Regions from separate parts of the Homo sapiens genome. Here region 1 is linked to region 2. A link is a loop called in an ENCODE intact Hi-C map of the cell type or tissue named here. Cell type or tissue: PC-9. All regions are shown on one strand. Links, peaks and the distances in the headings refer to the core of each region. The heading gives the core; the rest is flanking DNA. Region 1 overlaps LINC01619 (long intergenic non-protein coding RNA 1619). Region 2 has its middle 12 kb from the start of LINC02404.

Region 1 (9,363 bases), core at 943-8,942, 190 kb after region 2:
GGTAGCCACTGTTTCTGAACCAAGCCAGTTTCAAATACTCTTCCTTGCTCAGCAATGGACTATACTTCTTTTTTCACTTTGAGGCCTGTCCCCAAAAGCTGTCTAATAAGCCTTATAGCAGATACCAAAGGCAATTCAAATTCACTTTGAATCATGCTTCAGGAATCAGCTGCCGCAGACAGTGGTGCAACGACACATGCAAATTTCAAATAGCTAAGATACTTTACTGAGGCTTTAAAACATCAGCTCTATTTTCAAGTCAAAGATAAATGTGTCTACTGCTTTTCTCTGGGGTCATCACGTTGCTGCACTCAAGGGGAAACTTCCACCAGGTCTGTCCACTCCATATTTTTCATCCTTCTCCCTATTCAGCAGGATGCCTGGCAGGTTACTGGAACTGTGCTGGATATCAAAGATATAATTTCTGGGGGCACAAGAAGGTCTTTTTAGTCCTTCTAGAATAACATGGAAAGAAAATTCAACAAGTTATATGATGAAGTGTGATAACTATTTTGATAGAGGAAGTAGAATGCTGTGGGAATAGAGAAAAGAATTTCTAATCTAGACAAGAAAAAAAAAAAAAACAGAGAATTCTTCCAAATGAGCAGAAGAGAGCCAGGGAAGGAAGAAAGGGGCATGTGCAATTAGTCAACAAAATCACAGCCCATAACCTAACTCTGATTGGTTCACAAATCAGCCAACTGCTTCTATTAACTTCTTCCCCCAGATATCCACTTGGTTCACTCCTTAATTTCACTTGGGTCTTTACTCAGATGTCACCTTTTTACTGAGGTCTTTCCTCACCACCCTATTTAAATTACACTACACCTCCAACACTACCAATTTCTCTCCCCAACATTCACCTAACTACATATTTTGACTGTTGTTTATTTTTTGTCTATTTTCTTTCATACAAATAGATGCTCCCTTAGAACAATTTTTTTCTGTTATTTTCACTGCTATATCTTAAGCATCTAAGACAGTATTTGCAACATAACAGGCTCTTCGTAAATACATTTGGGCAGTCCATAAATACTTGCTGCCACTAGCTGATGAAGGATCCAAAATGAATTTGTGGGACAGGGTATGCTAATGTTGATGATCTCCACCCAAATCTTCTGATAGTTACCAGTCTTGATTTCAGTAAGCAAGACTTGGCAGCAGGAAATAATAATAATGTTTAATGTTTATTGAGTGATCGTGGTATGCTAGACCCTGTTAATAATCAAATACATCACTTCACAGTTTCCTCAAAATAACTTTGGGAGGTAGGGACTATTATTATCTTCATTTTACAGATAAGGAAATGGAGACACAGAATGCTAACCAACTTGCTCAAGGCCTCACACACAGACATTTAGTCACACCTCTGATAAGTCAGGAGCCAGGATTTGAGCCCCAATAATGGATCCAGAAGACTAACAATCTCCAGAAACGGAACCCATTCTGTACTCTGACAACACCGGACACTGATGTGAAAGATTAAATCTATGCTGGTAAGAAGAACTACAAGAGCTTTGATTCAACATTTTATGCAGGCCTAGATAATTATTTGTTGTAGGGAGACTGTTCTGTGTGCTATCACATGGTTAATGGTGTCTCTCTGGTCTCTACTCACTAGATGTCTCATATCCCAAGTTGTGACAATCATAGGTGTCTTCAGACATTACCAATGTCTTCTTGGGGGAAGGAGACAGAGGAGCAAAATCACTCCCAGTTGAGAATCAGTGACTTAATGTACTACAATAAAACTCATTATTCCACAGTGTAGCACTTTTTTCAAAGCCCAGTGAAATTATGGTATCATTTCTCAAAGTTATTTACAGAAGTTCCTCAAATACTTTTATTCAGCATTTCCATGGGGACTTGTTTGCAGCTACCCCTAAAGATGAGATTGTTCTAGAAGTGGGTAGAGACTGAGAGGGGAGGTAAAATAGCAAAAATGACAAAAGAAGACATGAGGTGTTTAATCACCCTCTTTTTCTTAGGTCAGGGCTATGCTGCCTAGGGCCCTTGTGTTTCCCTAGATTTGAAACATCAACAGACTGCAGGGCCCTCTGGGCATATCACAGCTTCTGCCATGGCTCCTAGAAGCCTTTGAAGCTGACAAAAAAAGGATGGAAGCCACTCTCATCTGCACATGCTATTTTTGCATATGATGCTCCCTCTGCCTGGAACACTTCACTTCCACCTTCCCTTCATCACTTTCAGTGGTAACCCCCAGGCCTATTTCCTTGGTAAACGTTACCTTCAGAAATAATCATGTTTGTTCATTGACTTATCTGCTGAATGTCTGACTTCTTCACCACTCCCCAGTTATCGCTAGAACGGAAGCTCAATGGAGCAGTGACCCATAACTCTATTTCTAATTCCTAGAGAAAAACATGACTGATGCATAATATATGTTCAATAAATATGTGTTGAATTAATTCACTAATCCTAGACCCTACCTTATACTATTTAAGCTTTTTACATGTCTCTCTCTGAACCACAGACAAACCATTCATGAAATGATCTTTATGGGGAAGGCATGACAAGAGTCAAAAGGAAGAGTCTTAAGAGATGAGTCGCTGAACATCATACTATTGTAAGCCTGAAGGGGTGGTTTGGTTTAGGCAGCCCAGTAACCCTGGAAAAGACTTGCAGACAAACTGTTGTCTGTGTACCAAGATCTTCCTATCCTAGTGTGGGAACATTAGTCTCTATGTGACTCAGCAACTTTTTGCTCCTACTGTGCACTCCACCCTTGTTATTCCTTCTTGTGAAGATATCTTGGGACTTTGCCCAACTGACTCCGTGCTCACACTTCATTGTTTTGTCCTCTCTTCTTTCTCATTCAGGAGCTCTCTTGGGAATAGAAGATTTCATGTGGGATGAAGAGAAACACAAATGTAATAGAAAAACAAAACTGGGAAAGGAAAAAAATGTTTTTGAGTGAAACTATGAAGTGACTATAGGTTGATTCATCAGTAGAAACATATGGAAACACTTATCTCAAAATTCAGTAGTTATGAAACTTGAAACCCGCTTCAATATTTTATTCAGAGTTATGTATTTGACCTTCAGGAATTCCATGTTAAGTTTCTGCTCAAAGACCAAGGAAACATCTAATTGATTGATCAAAAGGTTCATAATTAGATCCATTTTTTTCCTGAATCCATATTGGAGAAACAAGAAATAGATGACCTAAAAAAAATCCTTGAGTGGATGTCTCACCAGCCAGGAAAATTCCAAATAAAGTTTGCTTTGTGTCCAAGGGCTGAAATGAGGTGACTGTAATAGAAGTGATAGCAGGGAGCAGGTTGCTATTCTGACCTTGGTCTGCTCAGACTGCTGTAAGCATGGCCATCATTATACAGAAGGTCCAGTCACATCACGTGGGCAGAAACTAGACATTAACTTCAAGTTTTCTTTCCAGTTTTTATTTCTAATATGCCATTCTTCTCCTGGTATAATGACATAATAGCACATGAATGGACTTTACTTGGCAAACCAATGATTCCAAAAATTATTTTCAAAAGTTACACAGTAACCATAACCACAGTGTTCCATCACCAGGACAATATAACTTCAAGTCTCTTTGGCAACTCCATGAGGGGAGGGGGAGGATGAAGGAGTAATCACCTTGTTCTGCAGTTTCCTAGTCAGGCACCTAATATTCTCATTCTACTCAGTCTGTCTGTCTCTCATTCTCTCTCTCTCTCTCTCTCTCTGTCTCCTCTCTCCTCTTCCTCTCTGATCAAATGAGTTACTCTTGCCTCCTCTAAGGTCTTTAGATTCTGTTGCGATCAGAAAACAGGCTTTGGAATCTCTGCTTCAGTACCTTCATCTGAATATTAAAAAAAGGAGCAAAGTACCAACTGTCAGCCTATGTTTATAAAGCAAACTATCTGAGAAAATAATAGAAGTTTATTGACATAGACAAAACAGGCTACATATAGTGGCTCTGATATATTAAATATTTTTATAGTGTACTCATATTTAAACATAGTCAACCAAAAGCCAAAGGTCTTATTAATTAAGCAAAAATCAGAAAGCATATTATTAAATTTTAGTGTGACAAACACCATAACACAGGAAGGTACCACAGGGATGAGATTCAGAGGATTAATTGGGCAAAGAGATCTAGAAATAAACTTTATTTATTTATTTATTTATTTATTTATTTTGAGATGGAGGCTTGCTCTGTCGCCCAGGCTGGAGTGCAGTGGCGCGATCTTGTCTCACTGCAACATCTGCCTCTCAGGTTCAAGCAATTCTCCTGCCTCGGCCTCCCGAGTAGCTGGGACTACAGGCGTGAACCACCACATCTGGCTAATTTTTGTATTTTTAATAGGGACAGGGTTTCACCATGTTGGCCAAGCTGGTCTCGAACTCCTGACCTCGTGATCTGCCCCCCTCAGCCTCCCAAAGTGCTGGGATTACAGGCGTGAGTCACCGTGCCCAGCAGAAACAAACTTCTTTATGGAAATAAAATTGAAAAGAGAACATTGCCAAATAAAAAATGTTTGCACCACACACTTGTTACAAACAGCCAAGATGTTATTCAAGACTATTGCAAAAGAGGAGAGGGATTGAACTCAACTCCTAATTATTGCAAAGACAGCTGGAGATTTATACCCAATGAGGAGAGTGAGGAGGTCAGTGGATCAACAATTGGTAAGGATGAGAGATTCTTGAAGGACTTAGCAGGATTATTTGCAAAAATGGGGCTCAACAGGCCAAATTAGAAGCCTAGACGAGAAGAAGTTTCAAAGGACCCTGACTAAAGTTGGCACAGAAGAGAGTCTTTGTCACTGTGCAGGTGATGGATAGAAACAGAAACTAAAAGCCACTGTACTACACAAAGTTGGAGAAAATTCTCTTTGTGGTTTATTGAGTTTAGGGAGATAAAAAGCACCCTGGTGAAAGGAACCTGCCCACCACATAGCCTGGGGCCTCCTAGAGTATTTAGAATGGAGCATGACATTCTAAGGACATCGGGAAGTGTTTACTGAGAAACCTGAGTGAAAGTATGTCTGAGTCACATGCGACAGCAATCATGAAGTCAGGAATTTATGGAACTCTTAGTTCATCCACTCAACATTCACTCAGCAAGTATTTATGGAGAGCCCAAACGTATTTATGGAGAGCCTATTATGTTGCAAGCACTGTCTTAGGTGCTTAAGATATAGCAATGAAAATAACAGAAAGAAAATTGTTCTCAGGGAGCACATATTCATATGGGAGGGAAGAGACAATTTTAAAACACAACAAATAAATAAAACAGGCAGTTAAATGAATGACATGGAGAGAAATTGGTAGCGTGGGGGTGTGGTGTAATTTAAATAGGGTGGTGAGATCTCAGTAAGAAGGTCACATCTGCATAAAGACCTAAATGAAATTAAGGAGTGAACCCAGTGGATATTGAGGGAAGACGTTAATAGAAGCAGTTGGCTGCTTTGTGAACGAATCACTGAGTTAGGGTATAGGCTGTGACTAACTGCCCATCTTCCTTTCTTCCTTCCCTGGCTCTCTTCTACTCATCCCTCAGGTTTTGACTTAAAAACTTCTCCTTTGGAAGCATTCTCTGTTTTCTTCTTGTCTAGATTATGAACACTTTTCTGTATCCCCACAGCATTCTACTTCCTCTATCAAAATAGTTATCACACTTCATCATATACATTTCTTTCCATATTACTCTATAAAGACTAAGAAAACCTTCTTGTGCCACTCAAAATTATGTCTCTGATATCCAGCACAAAGCAGGAGGCAGAATTACGTTGGGAATCAGACTATCTGGGATTTATATAGTGGCTGTAACACTTTCTTAATACGTGCCTGTGGGCAAGTTACTTGGCCTTTCTGTGCCTCAGTTTCCTCATTTTTAACAATGGGAGTACAGATCTAGCAAGTGCCTGACACAGCGTAGATGCTTGATATAGGAATCTAACAATTGCTACTTCCTCCAGAAACATTTCAGTCCACAGGGAGCATTGCTTTCTGTGAAGTTCAAAGAAAGTGTGGCCCAGTGAAATGAACATGAGTTTTAGATTCAGATAAAGCTGAGTCAGTTTGAATACTCATATCCAATATTTTGTAATTATATAAATGGGTATAAAAATCTTTATTTCAACAGTTTGTTGAGGATTAAAAAGAGACAACACACACAGGGGCCTAGCATACAGCAGGTACTCAACAGACGCTTATTCTGCCATCATCATTACTCATATTTATCTGTTATTATCCTTCATTTGCACTTCACTGTCTGATATCTTATAAGCATCTCTTGTGGAGTCATTTAACTTTTCCTTAGGCCCAAACTCTGGCTTCCCCAGTAGAGTGTAAGTTATTTGGGGTAGAACTATATGTTTCACTTCTCAGAGATTCTCATAATGCCTTGCACAAGACCATTCCCAGAGTAGGCACTCAATATGAATTGAATGAATAATAAATAGGAGAAAGAGAGCGAGAAAGAGAGGAAGAGAGGTTTTGATAAGTCAAGGGTTGTATGAAGAATAGACCTAGGAATGGTTCATGGAAATCAATGTAAATGACTCTTGCAAATGAGCAGACTGAAATATATTTAGAGCTCCCTTAGGGGAAAAAATTTCATTTCCATTCCTAGGATAGATATTTATCTGTTCAGAATCATTCAGATATAGTCCTGCCTGAAGAAAGAGGTAACCTCTCAAATTCTTTCTTGACCTATTATATATATTCTCTCTCTCTCTCTCCCTATTTCTGTGTGTGTATGAGTGTTTTTAAAATCAATGTATCAATAATTTTAGACAGAGAGAAGACAACATGATTGTCTGAATGAGATGCATATTTTTCCACAGGGTACAAATAAAATATTCCAAGAGATAACACAGTTAGATTTCAAAGTATTACTAAGAAGAACTAGCTATGTTTTTATTAGTTGAAAGAATCTCACTGCAAATAAACCAATCTGCTATTTTAATGCTAAACAGAAAAACTTTGAATTATGCAAAAAAATAATGCACAGCTTCTGATGATTATAAAATGCATTACTAAAGGCTATGATGCATCATTTATAGGCTACTATTGGAAATCTGAGCTCTGAGAGATGATTAGTTTAAATAACTGAAAGGGAAAGTGACTTGGCATATGAGGAAAGATAACTATTTCACAAAATAAGCCCACCAAATTTGAGACAATGAATTAAACAACTTACAAATCTGCTCAACAAAAGCATAGGTAAAAAGAAAGATCTATGAATCCTTTTATCAATTGCTTCTTAAGTATTTATTTATTTTTAATTAATTTAATTTTGTCACTCTGTCTTCCAGGCTGAGTGCAGTGGTGTGATCATAGCTCACTGCAGCCTCAGCCTCCTGGGTTCAAGCGATCCTCCCACCTCAGCCTCCCGAGTAGAGGGACTACAGGCACGTACCACCACACCCAGCTAATTTTTTATTTTTTATAGGCGAGGTCTCTCTATGTTGCCCAGGTTTGTCTCCAACTCCTGGACTCAAGCAATTCCCCTGCCTCGGCCTCCCAAAGTGCTGGGATTACAGGCGTAAGCCACCGTGCTTGGCATCTCCTTAAATATTTAAATACAGTGGTGTCTCTCACTCTCAGAACCAAGGACTGTTGGAATATCCAGAGACATCGTTTCAGAGGTCATGAATTTTGTAAATTTTTTTATTTTTATTTTTGCATGTTAACAATATATTTTTTAAATCTTGTATAGTTTAACAACAAAACTGTATTAGTTTTCTATTACTGCTATAACAAAGTACCACAAACTTAGTGGGTTAAAACAACAAAATTTGTTATCTTACAGTTCTGGAAGTCAGACACCTGACACAGTTTTCATTGGACTAAAATCAAGGTGTCAGCTAGCCTGGGCTTTTTCTGGAGGCTCTAGAGGAGAAACCATTCTTGCCTTTGCAGCTTCTAGAGGGTAGCCGCATTCCTTGGCCTGCAGCCTTCTTCTTCCTTCTTCAAAGCCAGTGATGAAGCACGTGTCTGAGTCTGCTACCATCGTCACATCTCTTTCTCTGACTAAAGACTGGAAAGATTCTCCAAGTATAAGAATTCAGATTATTAGATTGGGGCCACCTGAATAATCTCCCTGTTTCAAGATCCTTAAACATAGTCACTTCTGCAAAGTTCCATTTGCCATGTAAGGCAACATGTTTATAGATTAGAATATAGATGTCTTTGGGGAGCCATTATTGTGCAAAACACAAGAACTCTTACCACTTACAATTGGAACAAAAAAGCAGTTTCTTAGAATAATACTTTAGCTTTATAAATCAGCATTTTTCAAATTGGAGTCAGTAGACATGCGATCTTGAATACCTATGATATTTTTAAGATGTTTCTTTATTTGAGGAACACAGACATTTAGTTTTTTCTATTAGTTCTAGACCTGTTGTCTAATCAGAGATAAGATTCCTATAGGAAACAGTTAATTTTTTTCAGCTCTATCACCAAAGACCTCATCTGATAGGGATGCCATCTTGCAAATATATACTTTGGGTTCAAGAGGGTCTATGGTAAAGGGTACATAGCATTATACACAATGTATTCTCATTTCTGGAAAACCAACTCAATAATCGTTTTTTACTCCAGTGTATCAGTATCATCATTACCTGGTAGAAAGAAGAGTCCATTAGACAACTCTTCAAAGAATAACACAGGAGAAAGACTCTTACCAAGGGACTGTGAGCCTGAAGGAACTCACTTTTCCTGCTCTGTTATTTTGCTTCTTTATTATACAGAAGAAACAGGACATCTTTGCTCAATCAACATTAGAAACAGAAGCAGTTCGCCAAGTAGCAAGTGAAAGGTGTTATAAGCAGGCAAGGAACAGTGGGGATTGAACTTCTGGGGAATCTCTGGGCTTCCTGATATTCTGAGTCCTTGTGAATTTTCCTTTTTCTCTTTTCTTTTCTTTTTTTTTTTTTTTAAGATATAGGGTCTCCCTTTGTCATCCAGGCTGGAGTGCAGTGGCAAGACCATAGCTCACTGCAGCCTCAAGCTCCTGTACTCAAGTGATCCTCCTGCCTCAGCCAAGAAGCTGCGACCACAGGTGTGTGCCACCACACCCAGCTAATTTTATTTTATTTTTTAATCTTTTTAGACACAGGGTCTTGCTTGGCTGCCCAGGCTGATCTTGAATTCCTAGCTTCAAACAATCCTCCCACCTCAGCCTCCCAAAATGCTGGGATTACAGGTATGAGCCACCACACCCAGCCTATGAATTTTTCTTAAGAGAAAAATTCTACCTCTCATGGGATTCTCAAAAGTATGTGACTCCCAAAAAAATTAAGAACCACTGTTCTCACATGAGAAAGAAAAAAAAAACTAACCCGAGAATTCTGAGAAATATGATAATCAACCAATAAAGTG
Region 2 (9,363 bases), core at 433-8,432:
AGCCTGGAAGAAAGAGCGAGACTCCATCTTGGAAAAAAAAAAAAAAAGTTCACACAGTAAAGCTTAAGACACAAGACATTTCTCCTACCTTCAACGTCAGTGGTTTCTTCTTCTCTGAAGGGATATGATGGTCAAGACAACAATATATAAGCAAATGTCAACCTGAGTGGGATATGAGACCCAGCTGGGAAGATTTAAAGCCTCAGAATGTGTAGATTACAAAGGCAGATTGTGGGGTTGATAAGCGAGAAAACATGAAGGATAAGAAAAAGGATTTAGAATATTTGAGAGGTGAAAATTTTACTTCTGGGTTTGCTTTTTGCCTGGGTTCTTCCAGAAGGGATAGCAGGAAGTTGTGAAGATCAATGTGAGTTCTGGAGTCAGGTCTTACCTCAAATCCCTGGTTTATATGGATAATGAGGCAAAACAAAATCAACTTGGAGAATTTCTATTCCATGCTTAGATTAGTAAATGGGCCGGTTTTTTTCTTTCTAGACATACCGTTTTGAGCCCTTTTCATCCTTATCTGCCACCAGTGATACAATGAAAAATAATGAGAAAATTAATGCGACAATGCTTTTAAGATTTTCCTGACAAGTTTCAAAAGAACATCTTACTATAGATGCTTATCTCCGATGAACTATTGAACCCTGGAGAGTGTGAACAGATTGAACCTTGTATATTGTGAACATCAGCTATAGTATCCCACCAGCTGATGACTTCTAAGAATGTCACATACTGGCAATGAACATTAGAATATAAGCTTTTATTTAAGATAACATATTTTGTACTTTTGCCGATTCATTTGGGAATTTCTGTATTTCACATATAAGTCACTGAAACAGAACTCTAAAAAAACTAGAGAAATAAATAATTGGTTTCATTAAAAAAATTCATAGGATGTGGAATTTGACTAACATAATGTGTTATATATGTGTATATTATATACAACAAATTATGTTATAATGTGTTAAACGTAATGAGAAAAAAGCAAAAAAATAATCTATCACATAATATAAAAACATAGCTATTTTATTTTTTTCTAAATGTCATAATCCAGGGAAAGATAAATCATTTGTGTTTGGGTTACTTATTCATTCAATCTTTAAAATAATGCCTTTCTCAGTGTTATCCCCAGGCACAAGTACAAAAAGAAAACAAAATTAATTAAAATGCATAATAGTCAATAACAATTTCACATATTTATAGGAAAAGAGCTTATTAGAATGCTACCAGATTAAAAATTCCCTTCTTTTGGAGAATTCTAATATTTAAAAGGTATTTAGCACTAGGTCCTGATGACCAGAAGCTGAGTTTAAGTCAAACTGACCCAGGGCTGTAATCGTACATGGTCTGACAGAGGAAAATAAGAGTGTGGTAATCATTAGTACTATTTCACCATGGACAGCAGGGCTGTATTTATTACCATCCTAATGGCAAGTCATTCAGTGAGCCGCAGTGTTTATTTCTTTTCAGGCTTGACTCCCTGGGGAAGGAGTGTCACTTGATCGCATCTATAGCTCTCTCAAATAAAGTGACAGAAGTTTTATATGATGTAAACACATAAAACGAATGAGAATAGCTATCATTTATTAAACACCTACTATAGTCCAGTAATGATATACATTCTATCACTTAATCCTCATGACATTTTAGGAGGACGTTATCATTGTTATTGTACAGATGGGTAAACTGAGATATTGAGAACTTAACTTGCTTAATGGTGGTATCTATGCAATAACTATTAGAGCAATTATTATTATGGTCATTATGATTAAAAAGTGAAATGGCTTGATCCTGGAAATGTATGAAAGCTAGGAGCCGCTGTTTCACACAATGGAACATCTTATTCACTGAAATGTTAACACCCATCTGTGATTTTACAGAAGGTGAAAAACAGTTCTGGTAAACAAAGCAGGGATTCTGACATTGAGCCTTTCAAATACATGCTTTGATATGTTTCCTGGGAATAGTAAACCTGAAAACTGTGCTTTAAAGAAAAACTTCCATCCATGATGTAAATAAATGACTGCCCTCAACGATGAACCTCTGCATTCGTAAGTGATCATTGTTCACTGTGTCTAAGAAGGAAACCTCCTAATTGAACATGTCTTACAATCAGAACTGAACGACTGACCAGGCAATACAAAGGAAGGGACTTACTTTTCACAGAAAACTAGACTGATGGGTTCCCACCGAATAATAGAATCTGTGCCCAAGACATAATTTGGCTGTTTAGAGTCTTCATGCCTCAAACCTCCATGCCTTTCCCTGGAGGTCTGTAAAAGAGATGGGATGTTTTCACCCTTTGAGAAAACTAAAGAAAAAATTAACCTAATTTGAACATAAGAATGGAAGTAAACTGATTCCCAATGAACCACATGTCATTTTAAAATAATGCCTTTGACCAGTTTGACATGAAATACGTGACAACTCACACGTGCTTCTTTGCTAATGACAAGCACACCACCATCTACCACGTACCTAGGTCCATTCATTGCTCGCTTTTCTTTCACAGCTTTTATTTCCTTTGTGTCAAACCTCTCACTACTCAATGCTAGTCTCACTAAAGTCATTGGGAGCTTATTGTTGTTGTTTTCCCATTTAAATAAAGCATTATGAAGGGAAAACATGTTTTCAAAAAACTGAAATCATTGATATTCACATACACACATATGTGCAAAAAGCAAATGAAAAAGAATTTAATCAGAGCCATGCCGAGCCTGCTGCTAAGTGTTAGATTGGCTGACAGGAGACTATTTGTAATTTTAACTAATGCTTTTTATAAAAAAGTTTGAAAAAAGCCATTCTTTTCTAAGTTTTAGGAATGAGCAATTATACTTTTTTTTGGAAAAGTATAACAAACACACAAATCTGTTCAAAAGAAAAAACAATAGAGACATTTAAATCCTCCTTCTAGGATATATTCAAAACCTAGTTTGAGAATATTCTATTTAGTGTCTTCTACTTGAATGTATGTTTTAATGTTTCAATTTCTGAAAAAAAAGGCTGTAATATTTAAACTTTAGCCAATAGTTGAGAAATTATTTAGAAATACACTAATCCCTAGAAGTGCCAAATACATTCTACCCATTCCCAAAAAACAGTTTCATAGAGTTTAGCAATATATTTGCAGGAAACTAGTTTTAATTGTCTGATAGGGTCTTTTTAAATTCTGAGATTTTCACATAACTATTTTTATTGGAATCAAAATGAAATTTACCTTGATACAGAACAGACCTCAAGTACCAGTCTATTGTTTCATGGAAAAAAAAATGTTTTGAAATTCACATAATGACAGACAGAATGAGAGCTTTGGTCAAACTGGTCATGCCTGTATTAAAACATTTCACTCTTCAGGAGAATATTTACATTTTTGTACATATCTCATCTGACAATCTCACCTTGATAAAAAGTCAAATTCCCTTTAACTTAATTGTATATCCCATTTGTTTCAAATCACATTCCTAACATTTGGAACATTGAGTCATCAAGTTTGAATGTAAGGCTTTACATTTTTGTTGTGAGCTACCTTCTCAGATAATAAGCAAACAGGAAAATATGTCAATCAAAGTCCATTTTGAAAGTGAGACCTTTAAATAACTGGCAGCCCAGGTTCTATAAACAAGCAAGAGATACAAATGGGTGACCTTTCCTAGCTTAAACTCTACAGATGGCACCTAGGAGGGATCCATGCCATAAAAAGGCTGCTGTTTATTGTATATCTTAAGAAAGATACTACATATCTTTAAAAAATAAGATAAGTAATTTCCTCAGTGTCCGTAGCCGATACCAACACACTGACTTCTGAATGACGAATATTGACCTGGTGAGCCAATCCATCTCAGATTTCTTGGTCTGCATTCCTGATGAGATTATTGAGAATTTGGATTTTTTTTTTTTGTAATCAACTGATTTTGCTAATATTTACTTGGCCGGACCCAACCAGTCCTTGGGTGCAAGGTATTTTCAGAAGCACACTGATTCATTTAAGCTCTAAAATGTCATTTAGGCCATTGAAGCAGTAATCTACTAGACGTCATCTGGGTCAGTGCCTCATCAAGTAAACATCCATAGTTCCTATCTCTGATTTCATTGAACTGGAGGAAGGGCAATATGTGGTCTTTACAATAAAAAGGTTTGTATTCAATCTTGTGTGAGAGTTGGAACTCAACATTTTCCAAAGGTATTTACAACTTAATTTTAAGTCCCATTACCTCAATGGACTCAATAGATTATTTCCTCATTTTACTTAGGAGCAAATGCACAGGGCTATACTCCTGGAGCTAAGTATACGTAAAGAAGGGGCTAGATTTTGCGAAAGGAAACTTGTCGCTTTCCTCTGGTCACAAAATAGCTAATTATTAATATTTGCTTGTGTGGGACTGTTGTCCTTGAATCTATTACATTTGTTATTCCAGAGAATGGGCTGCATGCTGGGTTCTCAAGTTTTTTCCAACAAATGTCTACAAATATGTATACTATCTTACTTGCGTAGTATCTGAGATTCAAGAAAGCAATTTTGAAAAATACATGGTCCCTGTTTCCTAAAGTGTTGTCAATTTAAGTGGAAACAATTTAACTCTAAGTGAGAGCTCTTATATGTGTACCACTGGAGCCCAAATACTGCATTATATGCAATCTTAAGAGATTTCAGATGGAAGAGATTTTTCAGAGGAATACTTCCTGATTAGTAAAATGATGCTTAAGATAACTTTTACTGTATATAGCATGACTCTATGAAAAAGAGTGTTTACATCATTCAGGTTAATTACCCCGATTATTTGCTTCAGGCTTTATACAGAATTTCTAGTTAGGTAAGCAGTCCTTGGAAGCAGATTTTCCTATCCAAATCACATTTAACCTTTATAAGAAAAGGAAAATCTTTAAATACTAAAAATTAATCTTGACTTTCTAATATCTACGCATAAAGCATAGAGTAATAGAGAATATGGAAATAACTAAAAGATGGGAATTCTGGGTTCTAATCTGCCATGAATTATGACCTTGGGCAAATCACTAGAATTCCTTGTTATCAGTTTTCAAGGGGATATTACAAAGACATTGAAGAGTTCTAAGTATCAGAAAAACCTAAATTTGAATCTCTGCCCTGTATTAGCTGAGCAAACTTGTAACAAGTTCAAAATGTATCTTTTTGCTTCCTAATTTTTACCATGAAATGAGATAACATATAAGGTTCTTTACACAACTAGCACTTTAATATTAATTTATCCTTGAGTAAATCTAAAAAAAATTTTGAAGCATTTATAAGCTCTATTCAAATGTAAGAGATTGCATTATTTACAGCCTATGCTTAATGCTTAGAAATTAATACCAACACAAAAGAATGTTCTTAACCAAGTGTATTAGTCCACTCTCAAATTGCTATAAATAACTACCAGAGACTAGGTAGCTTATAAAGATAAGAAGTTTAAAGGACTCATGGTTCCACAGGTTTTACAGGAAGCATGACCAGGGAGGCTTCAGGAAATTTCCAAACATGGCAGAAGGCAAAGGGGAAGCAGGCACATCTTTACATGGTGACAAGAGAGAGATAATGAAGAAGGAGGTGCTACACAATTGTAAACAACCAGATTTCATAAGAACTTACTATCACAAGAGCAGCAAGGAGGAAGTCCACCCCTATGATACATTCATCTCCCACCAGGCTATTCCACCAACACTGGGGTTTACAATTCGACATGCGATTTGAACAGGGACACAAATCCAAATCAAGTATTACATAATTTTATGGCTAGGAATACAGTTTCAATATCTATCACTAAGCTTAGTTATCTGTTTTTTTAATGAGATGTTCTATGTTAATTACAAGTCATGAGTAATTCCACATTAGTTTACATATCAGACAATATAAAAATTTCACACTTTGCAATTCTCAACAAGAAATCAGCCTCAGAAAACATAAATGTCAGAATTATGTGCTCCCTTTGTAACAAGCTTTTTTAAAATTTTACTTTAATAAATGATTATCTTAAAAATAGACATGTGAATATAACTCTAATTGTAAATTGCAACATGCCTTGCTATGGACCATGGTTAGTGTTTGATCTTTAGAGATGACTTGCATAAGATCGTTACTATGCTTTTTGATTGGACCTTACATAGAGAGAGATATTCTTGATATTCCTAAATAAATCACTTTTATTTTAATGTACAGAATATGTAGAATTATGCTGGGTTATAGCCAAATATGTCAATGAGTTAGTAGCATCCAGGAAAACCTCAAGATTCCATTGTTTTTATATATTTTTGATTCGTCCTAGGGCTTATTGCTCCTAGATGCTCCAGCTCCATTCTTCTCCCCTCTAGCCATTGTATCCCACAAGAGCTCTAAAAAGCTTTCCCTCGCTAGGAGCAAATAGAAACTGCAAGGTGCAAGGACTTAGTAATATTTAATAAATGGTTTTTTTCTCCTAAAAGAATTGAAAGAAAAATCTTGGAGAAGGAAAAACTTTCACAGTAAATGTTGACGGCATTCTAAAGCAGTTTGTGACAGCAACTGAAGTACACACCTAACTCTCCAATTGTGGGAGTTTCTGATTATGAACTCTTCAATAAATGAGAGAGTACCCTAAGTGTGTCATGTGTTTGCTTCCTATTTTATTTTAAAAAAATGTCAGGGAGGTTGTTGGATGTGACTCAGTGAGTGGCCAGAATGGAACGCTACTCAAATCTCTATTGCATACCTATGAGCAAGTTTCTCTGCTAGATGCTATTAAAAAAAAAAAAAAAAAACCCATAAAAGTGAGTAAGACAAGGACCCTATTCTCAGGGAGAGATAGACCTTATCACAGGTAACTCTTGCACCAAGTACAAAGTGGTACTCCCTAAGTGTTCTTTTAATGAATGCATTGCTGCCAGAGTTCTAATAGGAATATTAACAGCACACCAAGGGAACATAAGAGGAGTGGGACACTCATACTGGAAAATCGGGGAGGATGTGGCATTTGGACTGAGCCTTGGAGAACGAATAAAATCTTAACGGAAAGATATAGTGGAGGGAAGATGTCCATGGCAGGGATGTTGGAGGCACTGTGTCCAAACACGTTGGTAGGCTAGTACTGCTGTTTCACTTCACAAGTTGCATGTTTCTTTCATCCACTAAAAAAAATAAAAATCTAAACACGTTGTTGTTAAAACTAATGATAATTTATCTGCTGATTTGACCAAGCCTCTCTGAGTTCCACTTTCTCATGTGTAAACTAAGAATCCTACTCACATCATGAAAGGGTGTTTGAGCATTAAATGAGATACTACACTATGACAGAGTCTGGCACCTATGAAACTCCCGGTTTGCCATAATAGTAACAATTTCAGAAATAGCAGCTGTAGATTGCTTAAAAGATCCAATTTGCTTCCAAAAAAATAATTGTAGGAATGTCTGAACATAATCAAAGCAACTATTTTTTTCTGAATACAGCTTAGCTGTACTCCCATGGTACATTTTTTTTAGCTCTTCTGGATTTTCTGTCAAGTTGAAGGGAAGCATAATGTTTAGTTTTGTGCTCTCAAAGTCTTAAATACATGTTCTAACTTAGATCAACTGACACATATCTTAAAGATTAAAACATGTCTTCATGAGTCATGTAACATGAAGATGACTTTATGTGCTATTAACCCATATTGGAATATTTATCCATGGTGTTACATTCCAGAAAACTTTATAACATGTGAATAGCTTTTGGCTACAAATATTTATGTTACATGTTAGAGAATGGCTAATTTTTTAAATGTATTTTTATATAAACTCATAAAGTATCTAGACTTTAGACTTGGCTGGAGTGTTCAAGTGTAAAATATAAAGCCCCAAAAGGCAAAAATTAGATTGCCAAGGCATCCCCTGATTCATTGTTTAGGATAAAATAGCACTTTCATTATTAAATGCTTGCAAACATAAGCCATATATCAATTGTTTCAAACGCACTAAAGTAAATAGAACAAAATGGATTGTTTTGAAAACTATTACACTTATCTGTCAATCAAAAGAGTGTTTAGGTTTCAGCCTAGACATTGGAAAATACAAATAAAACATACTAGCTAAGACTGGGACATATAGATTTAAAAAAATATTAGTAGATGACCATAAGAAAAAAAATTTATTCTTATTAAAAATACTCTGAATTTTCTGAAAGAAACTGAAATTCAGTTGGGCATTCTCAGATGTGCAAAATAAGAAAAGGGCGCATATTTTCCTATCTTTTGGAATAATTTTTTTGTCATTTGGGGATGACATCACAGACACATTTGCATATTTAAGTGTCTGAAATTATTGTTGTCCCCATGAGTGAGAACAATGGTGCTTACCAAGGTAAGCATTGCCCTGGAGGCTTTGGCCAAAGGACAGGAGATTACAAAACAAAATACTGGGTGAGTCATAATAAATGAAAGAAAAAGCTTATTATGTTTTTCTGAAAAATCCTTTTATTATAAAAACAAGAGGAAAATCTTAAAGTTGGAACTACCTCAGAAAAGAAAATCATATAAGTTAAAATTTGGCTTTTAAAACAAGATTGGTTTGGATAACTGTAAAGTCCACGAACACACACAAATATTTCTGTGCATTAATATAAAAGCAATCTCTCTTTACTTACCGTAATGACTAGTAGAATTTCTTTCTTTTTCTGAATTACTTTACAATTAAAGGTGAGGAAAGTGTGGCTCCTCTCCACCGCCGTTGCTATTCATATTGAGTAACTCTGGAAGGATTACAGAATTATGATACTATCAATTAAATTTTAATAGCAAATGTCATCCTTATAGCATTTTACAAAGCGGTTGCCTCTATATTATATCATTTAGTCTCAGAAACTCTGTGGAATAGTTTGGGTGGGTTCCTAATTTACAAATGAGAGACCAGCCATTTGGAAAGTGATTTATCCAGGGTCACATGTGGTATAGCTGGTAGCTGAATTCAGGACTCTGTCCGCAGATTCATCTTCATCTAAGCTTCCAGTGAGCTTCCATATAAAGTATAAATTCCCTCCCCCTCATATATACAACACAACTTTTGAAGGTTTGTAAAAACTATTTAGAATATATGGATTATAATTAAAAATTCCTTTTCCCTTTTAGCAAAAATCATTTTCTCTTTTCACATTTATTAAACTTCCAGGGTACCCCAAGAATTGTTGTCCAAGGTGGTTCTCTGTGGGACATTTATGGAGAAGTAGTCTAATCGAACTAATTTTACATCTTCAGTCTGTTATCATTGAAATACCAAGCAGTAAGATTGATATAAATCCCCATATTGAAGTCAGGAGAGCAGATGCTCTAAAGCTGTTTTGTAAGCTACAGTAGCCACTAATCATGTGTGATTACATTTAAATTCATTTTAATACATTA

The links. A loop is a pair of places that touch in the nucleus more often than their neighbours do. Peaks named below come from ENCODE experiments on the same cell type or tissue, not always from the same donor. Only the 100,000 strongest peaks of a DNase experiment are listed, where the experiment ranks them.
Region 1: a loop joins it to region 2, with 14 times the contacts of the local background. A loop is called at or near these places in 3 of 110 quality-filtered maps.

What each region holds. Positions count from the first base shown.
Region 1 is chr12:92,075,661-92,085,023 of GRCh38, forward strand. The region is part of intron 1 of LINC01619 (long intergenic non-protein coding RNA 1619); the gene reads right to left. Among named protein-coding and RNA genes, the nearest start is that of LINC01619, 62 kb to the right of the region's middle. RefSeq lists enhancers at 2,025-3,224, 2,573-2,867. In PC-9, for the core only: no CTCF peak of the experiment used is centred there; DNase peaks (open chromatin) are centred at 2,661, 2,911 and 4,991; H3K4me3 peaks cover 1,363 bases; H3K27ac peaks cover 4,649 bases.
Region 2 is chr12:91,882,585-91,891,947 of GRCh38, forward strand. No RefSeq gene overlaps it. Among named protein-coding and RNA genes, the nearest start is that of LINC02404, 12 kb to the left of the region's middle. In PC-9, for the core only: no CTCF peak of the experiment used is centred there; DNase peaks (open chromatin) are centred at 3,477, 3,907 and 8,347; H3K4me3 peaks cover 1,038 bases; H3K27ac peaks cover 1,868 bases.